2 separate regions of the Homo sapiens genome follow, and region 1 is linked to region 2. A link is a loop called in an ENCODE intact Hi-C map of the cell type or tissue named here. Cell type or tissue: CD4-positive, alpha-beta T cell. All regions are shown on one strand.

Region 1 (8,000 bases), 240 kb after region 2:
AGGCCTTTTACAAGTGTGATTTGCAAGGACATTTTAAAAAAGGTTGTCCAGTGAAAAACGAGCCACCCCCTGATCTATGTCCACTATACCAAGACAATCACTGGAAGCTGCACTGCCCTTGAGGACAAAGGTCATCTGGGTCATGTGTCCCTCAACCAGATGGTCCAACAACAGGAGTGAGGGTGCCTGGGGTAAGCACCAGCTCATGTCATCACCTTCACTGAGCCCTGGGTATGTTTAACCATTGAGGGCCAGGAAATTGAATTCCTCCTGGACACTGGCATGGCCTTCTCAGTGTTAATCTCCTGTCCTGGATGACTGTCCTCAAGGTCTGTTACCATCTGAGGAATTCTGGGACAGCCTGTAACCAAGTATTTCTGTAACCTCCTCAGTTGTAATTGGGAGACTTTGCTCTTTTCACTTGCCTATCCTGTCATGTCTGAAAGTCCCACACCCTTACTAGGGAGGGATATATTAGCCAAAGCTAGAGGTGTTATCTACATGAATATGGGGAACAAGTTACCCATTTGTCATCCTCTGTTGAGGAGGGAATAAACCCTGAAATCTGGGCATTGGAAGGAATAAACTCAAGCCCCAGTCTCAAGCCTTCTCACAAGATGAAACTTTTCTTTATATGTCATAGAGAGAGCAGGAATAGCTCTTGGCGTCCTTACTCAGACTCATGGGACAACCCCACAACCAGTGGCATACCTAAGTAAGGAGATTGATATAGTAGAAAAAGGCTGGCCTCACTGTTTACAGGTAGTAGTGGCAGTGGCTGTCTTAGTATCAGAGGCTATCAAAATAATACAAGGAAAGTATCTCACTGTCTGGACTACTCATAATGTAAATGGCATACTAGGTGCCAAAGGAAGTTTGTGACTATCAGACAACCACCAGGTACTACTCCTTGAGGGATGGGTGTTTCAAGTGCATATGTATGCAGCCTTCAGCCCTGCAGTGGCTCACAGTGTTCTCGCAGAGGATGGGGAGTTGGTCGAGCATGGCTGTCAACAGGTTGAAGTCCAGATTTTTGCCACCTGAGATGATCTCTTAGAATACCCCTTGGCTAATCCTGACCTTAACATATATAGCGATGGAAATTCATTTGTGGAAAATGAGATTTGAAAGACGGGTTATGTCATAGTTAGTGATGTAACTGTACTTGAAAGTAAGCCTCTTCCCCCCAGGACCAAGGCCCAGTTAACAGAACTAGCGGCACTTACCCAAGCCTTAGAAGTGGGAAAGGGAAAAAGAATAAATGTGAATACAGATAGCAAGTACGCTTATCTAATCCTACATGCCCATGCTGCAATATGGAAAGAAAAGGAGTTCCTAACCTCTGTGAGAACCCCCATTAAATAACACAATTAAATCATGGAGTTATTGCACTCAGTGCAAAAACCCAAGGAGGTGGCAGTCTTACACTGCCAAAGCCATCAATAAGGGGAAGGAGAGGAGAGAACAGCAGCATAAGAAGCTGGCAGGGGCAGGAGAAGACCAGCAGAGAGAAAGAGAAAGACAAAGTCAAAGAAGGAAAGAGAGAAAGAGACAGAAAATCAGAGAGAGGGAGAGACAAAGATAGAGAGAAAGAGAAAGATAGGAAGTCAAAGAAAAGGAGATAGAGAGAAAGAGACAGAGAGACAGAAAGTCAAGCAGAGAAGAAAAGAGAGGAAGAGACAAAGGAGAAAGGAGTCAAAGAGAGAGAAAGAAATAGAAGTAGTAAAGAAAAAACAGTCTACCCTATTCGTTTAAAAGCCAGGGTAAATTTAAAACCTATAATTGATAATTGAAGGTTTTCTCTGTAACTCTAACACTCCAATACGACCTTGTTGTCAGTGAAAACAAGGGCATAGCCCAAAAGTACTGAGGCCACTGATGACCTATAGCCTTCCTATCAAAAATTCTTAACCCAGCAGGCTTCCTGACAGGGTATCTACATCGGAAAATCCGACCAGACATAGGAGGAACTCCCTTCAGGACAGGATGATAGATGATTCCTCCTAGGCAATTAAAAAAAAAAAAAGACACAAGTAAGTGATAAGAAAACTCTTGTAGAAGCAGAGATAGGAAAATTGCCCAATAATTGGTCTGCTCAAACATGTGACCTGTTTGCACTCAGCCAAAACTTAAAGTACATACAGAATCAGGAAGGAGCCATCTATACCAATTTTAAGTTAATATGGAATGAATGAGGTCTTATTAATGGCAAAGAATAATTAAAATCCCACACTTACAAGGTTTTCAACAAAAGTACAGTTTGCTAAAAGTTAACAGTGTGACATATATTATCCTAACTTCTCATCTTATGGAAATCAGACCCTATCAGTGTCCCTGAAAGTTCAAGTCTGTCAGCACAGAGCCATATAACCAATACCCCTACTTATAGTGTTAGGAATGACCACTGCTACAGGAACCAGAATAGCCAGTTTATCTACTTCATTATCCTACTACCACACACTCTCAAAGGATTTCTCAGACAGTTTGCAAAAAATAACAAAATCTATCCTTACTCTACAATCCCAAATAGACTCTTCGGCAACAGTGACTCTCCAAAACCACTGAGGCCTAGACCTCCTCACTGCTGAGAAACGAGGACTCTGCACCTTCTTAGGGGAAGAGTGTTGTTTTTACACGAACCAGTCAGGGATAGTAGGAGATGCCACCTGACATTTACAGGAAAAGGCTTCTGAAATCAGAAAACACCTTTCAAACTCTTATATCAGCCTCTGGAGTTGGACAGCATGGCTTTATCCCCTTTCTAGGTTCCGTGGCAGATATCTTGCTGTTACCAGGCTTTGGGACCTGTATTTTTAAGCTTCTTTTCAAATTTGTTTCCTCTAGAATTGAGGCCATCACAGCTACAGATGGTCTTTCAAAATGGAAACCCAAATGAGTTCAACTAACAACTTCTACTGAGAACCCCTGGACTGTCCCACTGGCCCTTCCACTGGCCTAAAGAGTTCCCCTCTGGTGGACACTACAACTGCAGGACCCCTTCTTCATCCCTATCCAGCAAGAAGTAGCTAGAACTCTTATTGGCCAAATTCCCAACAACAGTTGTAGTGTCCTCTTTAGAGGGGGGATTGATATGTGAATCTGGCTGGGCTTCTGGGTTCAGTGGGGACTTGGATAAATTTTCTGTCTAGCTAAGGGATTGTAAATGCACCAGTCAGCACTCTGTGTCTAGCTAAAGCTTGTAAATGTACCAATTGGCATTCTGTGTCTAGCTAATTGGGTAGGGGACTGTCTAGCTAAAGGATAGTAAATGCAACAATCAGTGCTCTGTGTCTAGCTAAAGGTTTGTAAAGGCACCAATCAGCACTCTGTCAAGATAGACTAATCAGCACTCTGTAAAATGGATCAATCAGTGCTCTGTAAAATGGACCAATCAGTGGGATGTGGGGTGGGAGTGGAAAATAAGGGAATAAAAGCTGGCCACCCGAGCCAGCAGCGGCAACATGCTTGGGTCTCCTTCCACACTGTAGAGGCTTGTTCTTTCACTCTTTGCAATAAATCTTGCTGTTGCTCACTCTTTGGGTCTGTGTCACCTTTATGAACTGTAACACTAACCACAAAGGTCTGCAGCTTCACTCCTGAAGCCAGCGAGACCACAAACCCACAGAGGAAAAAACAACTCTGGCTGTGCCAACTTTAACAGCTGTAACACTCACTGCAAAGGTCTGTGGTTTCACTCCTGAAGTCAGGAAGACCAAGAACCCATCAGAAGGAAGAAACTCTGGACACATCTGAACATCTGCAGGAACACACTCCAGACACAGCATCTTTAAGAATTGTAACACTCACTGTGAGGGTCTGTGTCTTCATTCTTGAAGTCATTAAAACCAAGAACTCATGAAATCCAAACACAAAAGGAGTCAAGGAACAAACCCTAAAATGGGAAAATATTATAATTGTGGAAAAGCTGGACAGTTTAAAAAGGAATGCTGCCAGATCTGAGGACAGAAAGAGACTTAAAATGGAGTGTCCCACCCACTGGAAAAATTCCAGGACTTTGCCGTTGCTATAACAACTGGGCTAATAAGTTCCACTCAAGATTGCAACAGAATGGCATCCGCTGTTGGGGAATGAGATGGGGGCCTGGACCAAGGTCATTCAAACAATGAGAGCATTCCCAGTTCAGACCACAACACCATTTCAGGAATGGTTCCCAGGAGAAACATTGATTTCCTCACCCCAGGAAGACCAGGAAGTGTAGGATTACATGTCCTGGTCAGAGAATGGGTAACATTAGTGGGACGAGAGAAACCCAACAAGATTTCCACTGGCATTTGGGGACCTTCAACAACAGGATGTATGGGACTAATTTTAGGCAAAAGCCATCTTAATTTACAGGGCAATACTGTACCCCCAGGAGTTGTTGACTCTCATTATGAAGGAGAAATTCAAGTAGTTTTAATGTCACGATGTAATACCTAACCTTGTTTTTACTAACCTTGCTTTTAGACTCTCCCTTTCTCCCTTAATCACCTAGCCTTGTTTCCACATGTATAAGCTCTCCCTTGGCTGAGAAAGCCTGATGAACTCCATTTGGCTCCTTCATTTACAAGACGTCAAGGACTCCTTACCCACCCCCTTCCTCAAGGAGTTCACTTGTGTAAGCTGACTCTCAACATATCAAAGAGTCCAATTAACTGATAAGGTACTGAAGCAAGCAATGTACAAAGTTCCCAGGATTTTGCTCAAGAGATAACACCATAACGCCTTGAGTTTCTGTCTGGCAGAGCCCCCATACCTAACATCTTATGATAGATTTAGAGCCCCTGCACCTGGAACTGTTGTCTTCCCTGTAACCATTTGTCTTTTTAAGTTTTTCGCATGTTTTCACTTCTGTAGAATTGTTGCAACTGAGCTCCCCTCCCCTTCCTAAACCAAAGTATAAAGGAAAAGCAAGCCTTTTCCTCGGGGCCAAGAGAATTCCAAACGTTAGCCGTCTCTCTCTCACTGGCTAATAAAGGACTCTTAAATTTGTCTCAAAGTGTGGTGTTCCTCTAACTCGCTTGGGTACAACAACAAGATCTTTGGGTTTTTGAACCAGGAGAATATGTTGCTCAATTATTGTTTATTCCCTGCAAATTACACCCTCCTCCATGAAAGGAGAAACAAGAGAATAAACGGTTTAGCAGCACAACTACATGGGAAATCTATCCATCCCAACCGATAGCCTCTGATAGGCCCACCTGTGTAGTGCAAATTAAAGGAAATAAATTTGGGGGCTTATGGATACGGGAGTTGATGTGTCAATAATATCTAAAGACAATCGGCCCCCATCCTGGCCATTACAATTAACTTCTACATCCTTAGCGGGAGTAGGAACAGCTCAAAGTGTTTAACAGAGTGCTGAGATTTTACCTTTTCCTGGTCCAGACGGACAATGGTGTACTTTTCAGCCTTATGTTGCAAATATAGCTATCAATTTATGGGGTCAAGACTTACTTACAGCATGGGATATGAGACTTACAAATGAAAACTTTGATAACCTAGGATTTAAAATGTTGAAGGACATGGGACATCAGAGTGGAAAATATTTAGAGAAATTCCTACAAGGAAACCCTAACCCAATATCAATAACTGGAAAGAAAGGTTAAACCCTGCCAGGAGACTCTTCACTAAATTTCCCATGGCAGTTGGCCAAAGAGGCAGAATTTGGAGTTGCAGCTTGTAGAACAAATGCTTTAGCAATGGCATGCCTCCCAGCTACACCTGCAGAAACCTTTGCTTTCATTATCCCTCAGACAAAATTTTGTAGTTTTATGAATTCCATTCTTTCATTCTTCCTGTGATTACTCATCACAAGCCTATTCCAGGTGGACAGACTTATTTTACTGATGGCTCTTCTAAAGGTCGTGCCACTCTCTATGGACCTAAACATACTCAAACAATAATGCCCTCTGGGGCTTCAGCTCAATTCTCAGTGCTAACTGCAGTCATTCAGATTTTACAGCTCACAGCTGCAGATCCTACCAACATTGTCTGTAATTCAGCTTATGTTGTAAATGTAGTCGGTCACATAGAAACTGCTACAGTTAAAGGTACGCTAGACCCAGAACTGACAATAGACACTTATTCTCATATGCTGCATGCTACATGCCAAACAGGTTCTGAGATTACTGATTAATCAGTATCAGCCACTGAGGAAAGAAAATGGAAATATGGAGACCAATAACACTATGAAGAGAGGTCAACAAGTCTGGAAAATAACCAGAGAGCATGTATATATGAAGGTCATAGAAGATTACCACTCTCTAGTACGTAGTATAAAGTTCTTATTTGGTACAGAGAGTGTCATCATGAATCCTGGTGCGTAGTTGAGATTGTGTTTTTTCTTTTATTTTCTTTTCCTTTTTGAGATGGAGTTTCACTCTTATCACCCAGGCTAGAGTGCAATGGTGTGACCTCAGGTCACTGCAAACTCTGACTCCCATGTTGCAAGTGATTCTCCTGCCTCAGCTTTGCAAGTAGCTGGGATTGCAGCCATACACCAAAATGCCTGGCTAATTTTTTTTTTTTTTTTTTTTTTTTTTTTTTTTTTGGATTTTTAGTAGAGGCGGGGTTTTACCATATTGGCCAGGCTGGTCTCAAACTCCTGAACTCAGATGCTCTGCCAGCCTCAGCCTCCCAAAGTGCTGAGATTACAGATGTGAGCCACTGCACCTGGCCACAATCGGGTTTCTTATGTTTGCACATTGCCAACTGATAAAGTTGGCATTATAATAGTCATTCTCACAATCCATTGTGGGGGTTCTGAATATCACATGCAGAAAGAGTCCACAGTTAAAACTGTGACTGTCATATGTGAACATATAGCCACAGTTGAAATATAACCTATTTCTAAACCCAGCTCACAGGCAGGTAAAGACCCTCTTATTTGGACCAAGTCAATTGGAGAGAGGACCGAGTCAATTGGAGAGACGTTGACTCTCATATCTGTGCTGGACACAGCTGAGTTTATGTGTCCATACCAGTAAAAAGGCTTCAGAACACATCGAGACTCTTTTTTATTTTTTCTTTTCTTTCAGGACAGAGTTTCAATCTTGTTGCCCAGGCTCGGGTGCAATGGTATGATCTTGGCTCACTGCAACCTCTGCCTCCCGGGTTCAAGTGATTCTCCTGTCTCAGCCTTCTGAGTAGTTGGGATTGCAGGCACCCAACACTACACCTAGCTAAATTTTGGTATGTTTAGTAGAGATGGAGTTTCACCATGATGGCCAGGCTGGTCTTGAACTACTGACCTCAGGTGATCCATCCACTTCGACCTCCCAAAGTGCTGGGATTACAGGCACGAGCCACTGCACCCAGCCCAGACTCTCATTTATATTGTATAAAGCTTTCAGATAGTGTAGAAAGTTTATGGAACCCAGCACACAGGTGGAATTGTGCATTCATATGCACATCCAGCCAACAGCAAAGATTTTCATTCTCCCACGGGAACGCGGCCCATTGATGAGGTTTTATATCTAACAGCCAAAAGTTTGCAGTCAAAAGGCAGTCAAAAGTTTAAAAACTTACTCTCATACATCATTCCAGTCCATGGTTAGGTTGGTCACCCTCAAACAAAAATTCAGCACACTGTGTGTGCTGTGTGTGGCTGTGGCTCCCTGAAGGAGACAAAGTCTGCAGGAGAGGTTGAGGCTTTTATGGCCAGATTAAGTCCACTATTGAGATTGTGACTAGTATACTTAGATCCAACATACAAGAAAATTCACCCTCATGCATGAAATCAAGACATTTGTGGGATCATTAGTACCATCACTTAAAGCCTCCTGCAGGTACCATTGTGACATGCTTCTGTCTAGCACCTTAGTGATTTGAGTGTCCTGTGTGGGCTAAGCCCACAGATGGTTTTGCTTCAAATCGCTGAGCCCAGCACTTCGGGGATGTGACTCTGTTTTTATTCGTTGGTATTGCCCACAAAGGACATTGTGACATACCACTGGGCTTACTCTTTAGTTGATATGAGTCTCCTCTCCTGCCTTGGT
Region 2 (8,000 bases):
CTTCACATTTCTTAGAGAAAACCTAGCCCTAGCTATATAGGTATAAAAGAAAGTAAAGCCAGCTTCCCTGCAGGACTTGGGCATGTCTGTTTTGCAGGCACACCTACCTCCCAGTGCCTCCCAGGAGCCATACCTCCTTACCAGGATTGAGTGCACAGCACAGCTTCTGATGCACATAGAAGGTATATTCCTTCATTGCAGTCTTGGAGCACTTTAGATCTCTCAGTGCACCTGGAACATGGGAACTGTGTTTCAAACATATGGATAATAAAGCCATATGCCTAACCTGGCACCAAAGGGCTGCAGCACGCAGCTCAGGAATGTTGAGAATCACAGCTGGCAGATAAGTTGGGAAAGAGTCCACACTCTTGGAGAACTGACAAGGGTGATTTATTCATCATGGGCTGGTGTGGGAGCATAACATGCCTTCCTTCACAAAGCTAGTACAGAAAAAGTGTGACTTATCTCCCAGTCATTGACTCTTTCCAAAGGAGCCTCACAGACTGAAACATATAACAGAAGAAATGTGGGTATGGGCCAGGTGCTATGGCTCACATCTGTAATCTCAGCATTTTGGGAGGGTGAGGTGGGTGGATCAACTAAGGCCAGTGAGTTTGAGACCAGCCTGGCAAACAGGGAGAAATACTCTGTCTACTAAAATTACAAAAAAGTAGCCAACTGTGGTGGTGCCTGCCTGCGGTTTCAGCTGCTTGGGAGTCTGAGGCACAAAAATCACTTGAACCCAGGAGGCGGAGGTTGCAGTGAACCGAGATCTTGCCACTGCACTGCAATCTGAGAAACAGAGTGAGACCCTTTGTTTTTTGTTTTTTGTTTTTTTTTTGTTTGTTTGTTTGTTTTGTTGTTGTTGTTTTTTTTTTTTTTGAGATGGAGTCTCGCACTGTTTCCCAGGCTGGAGCGCAGTGGCGTCATCTGGGTTCACTGCAAGCTCTGCCTCCCGGGGTTCACGCCATTCTCCTGCCTCCGCCTCCAGAATAGCTGGGAAGCTGGGACTGCAGGTGCCTGCCATCACGCCCGGCTGATTTTTTTGTATTTTTATTAGAGACGGGGTCTCACCATGTTAGGCAGGATGGTCTTGATCTCCTGACCTGGTGATCTGCCCATCTTGGCCTCCCAAAGCGCTGGGATTACAGGCGTGAGCCACCGTGCCTGGCTAGAGTGAGACCCTTTCTAAAATAAATAAATGAATGCATGAAGAAATAAATAAATTAAATAAATAAATAAAATAAAATAAAAGTGGGTATGCTGTCAGTAATAGTAGGGGACTTCCCCAAGCCCAGTAGTGGACATGGTGAGGGTGTCACCTCCCTGCCTCCCACAACACTGAGCATGGCTGCAAACATGAGGGAAAAAAAAAAAGTTTAGTAAAAGCCTATCTGCTGGCTATTACTCTTAAATGTCACCAGCTGTATCACAGCCTAAACTACAAAACCAAAAATATTTTGCTAATATACTCCTCTATGAAACCAGTCACAAGAATTCAGCCACAAAATCCCTGCACAGAGCCTTGTCTCTATAAAACATTCAGAAACAAAGCCAATATCAAACTAATATCAAAATTAAAGGAATAACAACATTCACAGAGAAGAATGTATCTGTGCAATAATCCTGTGTTATTCAACCTAGTGCAATTCAAAAAGCCAGAGTACCCCCTTCTCTCCCAGTAAAACCATAAGCTTCCCATCCATACTTTTTAACCAGTCTGAAATGACTTAAATAGAAGACATTATGGATTATAGGGAAGCTAATCAAAATTCAGAACAAAGCTGAAAACTAATCCAAAAATTCCCGAGAATCAATCCACCAAGAACTAAAATAATCATTTTAAGATAAACCAAATTAAATTTTCAGAGCTACAAATTCAGTAAAATAATTTTATAATACAATCAGGAGTACCAACAGCAGAATACACCAATCTCAGAAAAAAAACAATCTCAGAGTGCAAAGGCTCGTACTTCTGATCAATTCAGCTAAAAGAAAAAATAAATAAATAAAATATTATTTAAAGTAAAAATAAGAACTTCTGCAAAATATGGCATTATTTAAAGAGACAAAGTCTATGACTTATTGTCATTCCTAAGACAGAAGACAGACAGAATAAATAAAGGTCATGAAAATTTCTGTAATCTCATTAGATAGGTTGACATGCAAATTTAGGAAATACAGTGAACTCTGGCTAGAACAAGATGACCACTTCCAAGGAACATAGTCACCAGATTCACCAGGGTGACTATGTTTAAAAAATATTTAAACAAGCATAAAACACACAACTCATGTATTTCAAAAGATGATATACAAGCGATCAACAAAGATAAGAAAAGATGCTCATCATTACTCACCATCAGATAAATGCATATTAAAACCACAATGTGAAACCATCTCACACTAGTCTGAATAACTATTATTAAATATCAAAAAATAAGACATCCTGATGAGGCTCCAGAGAAAAGGGAACACTGATACATTTTGAGAGTAAATGTAAATTAGTTCAGTCACTGTGGAAAGCAGTCTGGAGATTTGTCAGATAACATAGTGCTACCAACCCAACATTCAACCCAATAATCTTATTGCTGTAGGTATATACTCTAAGGAAAATTTTTCTATGCAAGAATAAACATGAACTTGTATAATCATTACCATGGTGTCCACAATATAAAAGAACACTGCATCAATCCAGGGGCCCATATATGATGGTTCAGATACAGAATATGTTGCACATTACACAATTGTATACTGTGCAGTTATAAAAAGAAAAAATTAATGTCCTTTGCAGAAACATAGTTGCCATTGAAGGCCATAATATTAAGCAAATTATTTCAGGAACAGAAGACCAACTACCACATATTTTCACTTGTAAGTTGAAGCTTAAATTTGAGCACACATGAACAACTGACGCTGTTTACTGTTAGAGGGGAAAGGAAGCAAGCAGAGAGTTGTGTTGAAAACTACCTTTTGGGTACTATACTTCCTACCTGGGTGATGAGATTTATATGACGCAGTTCAGCAGCACATCACATACCCATGTAACATACAAGAATATGTAGCTTCTGCATGTAAAAGAGGAGTTGAAATATTAAAAATAAGTAATTTATATTTAGTTAACATACGTTACTGGTAACGTTTTGTATTCCATCAGAAGTGGTTTTTTTTTTTTTCTGTTTCTTCACGTGTTCTTTGTCCTTACATTGATATTTTTTGCACCTGGTGTAAGAGTACCTTCTTCCTTTTTTAACAAATACTTTTGTTGAGATGGGATCTTTCTCTTAGAAATGTCTATGGTTTTAGTCGACTAGAAACCTTTGGCTTTGATTCCAGATGCATGCAGGTGTGAAATCTCTTCATTATTTCTTCAGCTGTAAGCTGTGTTAATAGTATTTATATAATTCTTGGGTTGTTAGGGTGCGGTTATTAGTGGAGGCTGTGATAAAGTTTTATTGGGTACTAGAATTCCAGGTAAGCCCATCTTCAGGCTTTAGTGGTACTGATGGTGGTTAAGGAGGTGTATCCTTGTGTCTTAAAGTAGCCTACATTGGCACTTGTGTTCAGAGTTTCAGGCAGGTCAATTCTTGGACCTTTGGGTGGTTTTCTCAGGTGTTGGTTACGATACTGATGAACTAGTCAGGTAAGCAGGCTCTTGAGCCCCTGATTCAGTGGCATAGAGTAAGTGATTGTGTTAGAAATGGTGAGGTATTCTGCTCCATCTCAAGCACAGTGCTCTCTTGTTCGCAGTGGTTGCAATTAGATATTTGGGTGTTAATTTGTTTTCTGGGCCAGCAGATGGTGCCCTTATATAGGAACCAGCTAATATGATGGAATATTTTGAGTGATCAGGCATTTAGGCCCATCATCAGTTCCCCAGGAGATGTTCTTGGGTTTCTCACTTCGTGGATTCTGTTGTACAATCCCCAGGCCACAGACCGTGTACTTTTTCTTGGTAGATGGGGGCAAAGCCAAGCAGAGCCTAACTGAAAAATTTTGCTCTCAGTCTCCCTAATGGTGAGTGCATGCACCAGCCATGAAGGTCATGGGAAAGATGTCCCTCAGACTTGCCTAAATTCTCAGATGAAGATTGGCAGCTTCTATGTAGACAATGGGGCCAGCTTCAGCAATCAGAGCCTTGGCTAATGAGAGGGAAATAGGCATTTCTGTCTCACCTCAGTCCTACAGGGTCTTCTCAGACCTAGCTGTCACAGCAGATATGTTTGACCTGTATAGCCCAGCAATCCATGCCTAGTCTATAACTTTCTCATGGATGCTAGAAACTTCCCACTGCCTGCCATTGTATTAAAACCAAGCCTGCATGGCTACTGTGTCTCATTTAAGTTCTGGAAGTGGCACCCATTTTCTAGCACTGATGACTAAGCCCACATTGAGCTCCTGCAGTCTTCCACAGGAGCTCACCCTGTCCATGCATCTGTTTCACAAACAATAACCTGAATTTTCTTAGTGCTTAGAACGGGCAATTCTGGGACCTGAGACAGCACACAGTAGTGGTGAGTCAGTGACAAATGTGTAGCTTTGTTATAGCCACTTATATTTTACAAAAGACACAGGGCTCATGATGAACTCTCTCTCTGGAGCAGTTTCTTCTCAAAGTCTGGAAACTTTCTACATTGGATTCAGTGACAGAGAAGGTTAAAGTGCTGTCCTGTGGCCTGAATTATAAAATGACTTGATGAAACAAAAAACAAAACAAAAACACAGACTACAGAAAGCTGCTTTTTCACCCTTTCCAGAGAGTGGGAATTCACTCCCAGCTCCTGGCCATTACTGGTCAAGCAGGCTGCCTTTTCACTTTTTCCTTCCTAATTCTTGCTATTTAATGTCACTCCTCTGTTAAATTCCAATATTATTTTTGGATAAAATATTCAAAATGGCTCATGCCTGTAATCCCAGCACTTTGGGAGGCCGAGGTGGGCGGATCACAAGATCAGGAGATCAAGACCATCCTGGCCAACATGGTGAAATCCTGTCTCTACTAAAAATACAAAAATTAGCCAGGCGAGGTGGTGGGCGCCTGTGGTCCCTGCTACTTGGGAGGCTGAGGCAGGAGAATGGCGTGAACCCGGGAGGCGGAGCTTGCAGTGAGCCAAGATAGTGCCACTGCACTCCAGCCTGGGTGACAGAGCAAGACTCCATCTCAAAAAAAAAAAAAAAAAAAAAATTCAAAATGTGGTTTTTGACACATTATTTTTTAAGTGGATGAGTTATGTTTGAAATGCTGCTTTTCAGCCATTATAACATCAATTCCAATGGCCAAATATTATCATATCCTTATAAAATGAATGGAACACAGAAAAACAAAAAGGTTATACGTGCAGAAAACAAATTAATCCTTCATTAAGATTGAGATGTGACTGGAGAAAGGAATATAATATTTTAATATTTCTTCACTTAATTTTACATGAAAATGTTTGTAAACAAAGTATGTTGATGGCTGCACATATATGTGATTATACCTAAAGCAAATACATTGTGTATTTTTTTATTTGACATTGAGTCTCACTCTACTGCCCAGGCTGAAGTGCAACGGTACAATCTTAGCTCACTTCAACCTCTGCCTCCCAGGTTTAAGTGATTCTCCTGTCTCAGCCTACTGAGTAGCTGGGATTACACGTGCACACCACCACCCAGCAAATTTTTGTTTTTTCAGTAGAGATAGGTAGGGTTTCAGCATGTTGGTCAGTCTGGTTTCAAACTCCTGACCTCAGGTGATCCACCTGCCTTGGCCTCCCAAAGTGCTGAGGTTACAGGAATGGGCCACTGCACCTGGCCACATTGTGTATTTTAACTGGGTGAATTACATAAAACATAATCTGTAGAGCTGGATATATTTCTTAAAATATTTATTTTATCATCTTTCTTCTCAGAAAATGTATAGCCAAAAAGTGAAAGAATGTAAAAAATTATTCCATAAAGTGCAAATCCAAAGCAAACAGAAGTAACTATATTTATATTAGATAAAACAAACTTTGTGAAAAACTGTAAGAAGGACAAGGTCATGATACCATGACAATGTGATCTATTTGGAAAAAAAATATAATCAGTGTAAATATATGATCACCCAACAATGGTACATTTGGATGTATGAAGTAAACATTATAGCTATTAAAGAAACTGTGATAAAGAATATTATCACAATTAAAGAAATACTGCAATATTAAAATAGCAGGGCACTTAAATCTCTCACTTTCAGCAAGTCAGATAATTCACAGACAATGAACACAACTTGATTTAATCACAAAACCTGATTTAAACTGTGCTCTAGATAAAATGGAGCCAACAGAAATAGATAAAAGCCTCTCCTCCAAATGCTGTAGAAGACACATTATTCTAACCTGCACTTTGAAAATTTTGTGGAATAGATTATATGTTAGGACAAAAAACAAGTCACAACAAACTTAACAAGATCACATTTAATATCTATTTGTACCACAATTAAATAACACTATAAAGTTAAAAATATAAAAGTAAACATTAGAAACTACAGAAATTTACAGATATGTAAAAATTAAATAGCATGCTCCTGAAAAATCAATGAACCAAAAAAAGTAAAAATAAAAATGTTTAAATGTTGAGACAAATAAAAAAGTAAACACAATATATAAAATTAAAAAGAAAAATCAAATATCGCTAAAATAGAAAAGTTGATAGCAACAAATTCCAACACTTAAAAGTAAAAAGCTCTAAAAAGTCAAATAAGACAACTCAGAGTTTTAGGAAAACAAAATGAAACTACTCACAATGTGTAGAAAATTATAAATTACAAAGGTCAGGGTAGAAACAAAAGAAATACACTGATATCTAGAATATATAATAAACTCAAGCAACAGGAAAAACAAATAAAACCATTAAAATGTTACTTTGTACAGCAAAAGAAACTATCAACAGAGTACACAGACAACCTACAGAATGGGAGAAAATTTTGCAACCTGTGCATCTGACAAAAATCTGAAAAATTTTGCAAACTATGCATCTGAAAAAGTCTAATACCCAACATCTATAAAGAACTTTAACACAATTCCAATAGAAAACCCCATTAAAAATGGGAAAAGGACATGAACAGATTTTTTTTAAAAGAAGACATACATGCTGCCAATAATCATGTATAAAAAAAGCTCAATATCAGTGATGATTAGATAAATGCAAATCAAAACCACAATAAGATACAATCTCACAGCTGTCAGAAAAGCTATTACTAAAAAGTGAAATAGTAACAGATGCTGGCAAGACTGCAGAGAAAGGGAAACATATATACACTGTTTGTGGGTGCATAAATTAGTTCAAGCATTGTGGAAAGCAGTATTGTGATTCTGCAAAAGGCTAAAAGCAGAACTACCATTTGGCTAAGCAATTTTATGACTAAGTGTGTACCAAAGGATGATACATAAATCATCCTACCACACAGAGACATACACATGAATATTCATAGCAGCAGTATTTACAATAGCAAAGACATGATATTAATATAAATGTTCATTAATGATAGAATAAAGCAATATGGCATATATATACCATGGAATACTATGCCAATATACATATAAAAAAGCAAGATTATGTTTTTTTTTTGCAGGCACATGGATGGAGATGGAGGGTATTAATCTGAGTAAGCTAATGCTGGAAGAGAAAACCAATAGTTTTCATCAAAGGTTAGGGCTAAGTAATACTTGTTAAAACAAAGAAGGAAATAACAGACAGTGGGGTCTACTTGAGGATGGTGGGAAGAAAAAGGGAGACAAGCAGAAAAGATAACTATTGGGTATTGGGCTTAATTTCCAGGTGATGAAATAATCTTTACAACTCATCCCTATGACCTGAGTTTAACTGTGTAAGAAACCTTCATGTGTTTGTGAAAACCAAAATTTAAGTTTTGAAAGGATAATAAAAGCTATTAATAATATGAATAGTCATTTATCAAAAGAAGACATCCAAAGGCCAGCATGCATATAAGCCAATGTTCAACATCACTAATGATCAAAGAA

The links. A loop is a pair of places that touch in the nucleus more often than their neighbours do. Peaks named below come from ENCODE experiments on the same cell type or tissue, not always from the same donor. Only the 100,000 strongest peaks of a DNase experiment are listed, where the experiment ranks them.
Region 1: a loop joins it to region 2, with 4 times the contacts of the local background. A loop is called at or near these places in 3 of 110 quality-filtered maps.

Annotation. Positions count from the first base shown.
Region 1 is chrY:21,018,121-21,026,120 of GRCh38, reverse strand. No RefSeq gene overlaps it. Among named protein-coding and RNA genes, the nearest start is that of RPS4Y2, 270 kb to the right of the region's middle. In CD4-positive, alpha-beta T cell, no CTCF peak of the experiment used is centred here; a DNase peak (open chromatin) is centred at 3,610.
Region 2 is chrY:21,256,340-21,264,339 of GRCh38, reverse strand. All of the region lies in intron 2 of LOC107987347 (a long non-coding RNA gene), which reads left to right. Among named protein-coding and RNA genes, the nearest start is that of PRORY, 190 kb to the left of the region's middle. In CD4-positive, alpha-beta T cell, a CTCF peak has its summit at 3,820 (motif pointing right); a DNase peak (open chromatin) is centred at 3,799; H3K4me3 peaks cover 1,141 bases; H3K27ac peaks cover 263 bases.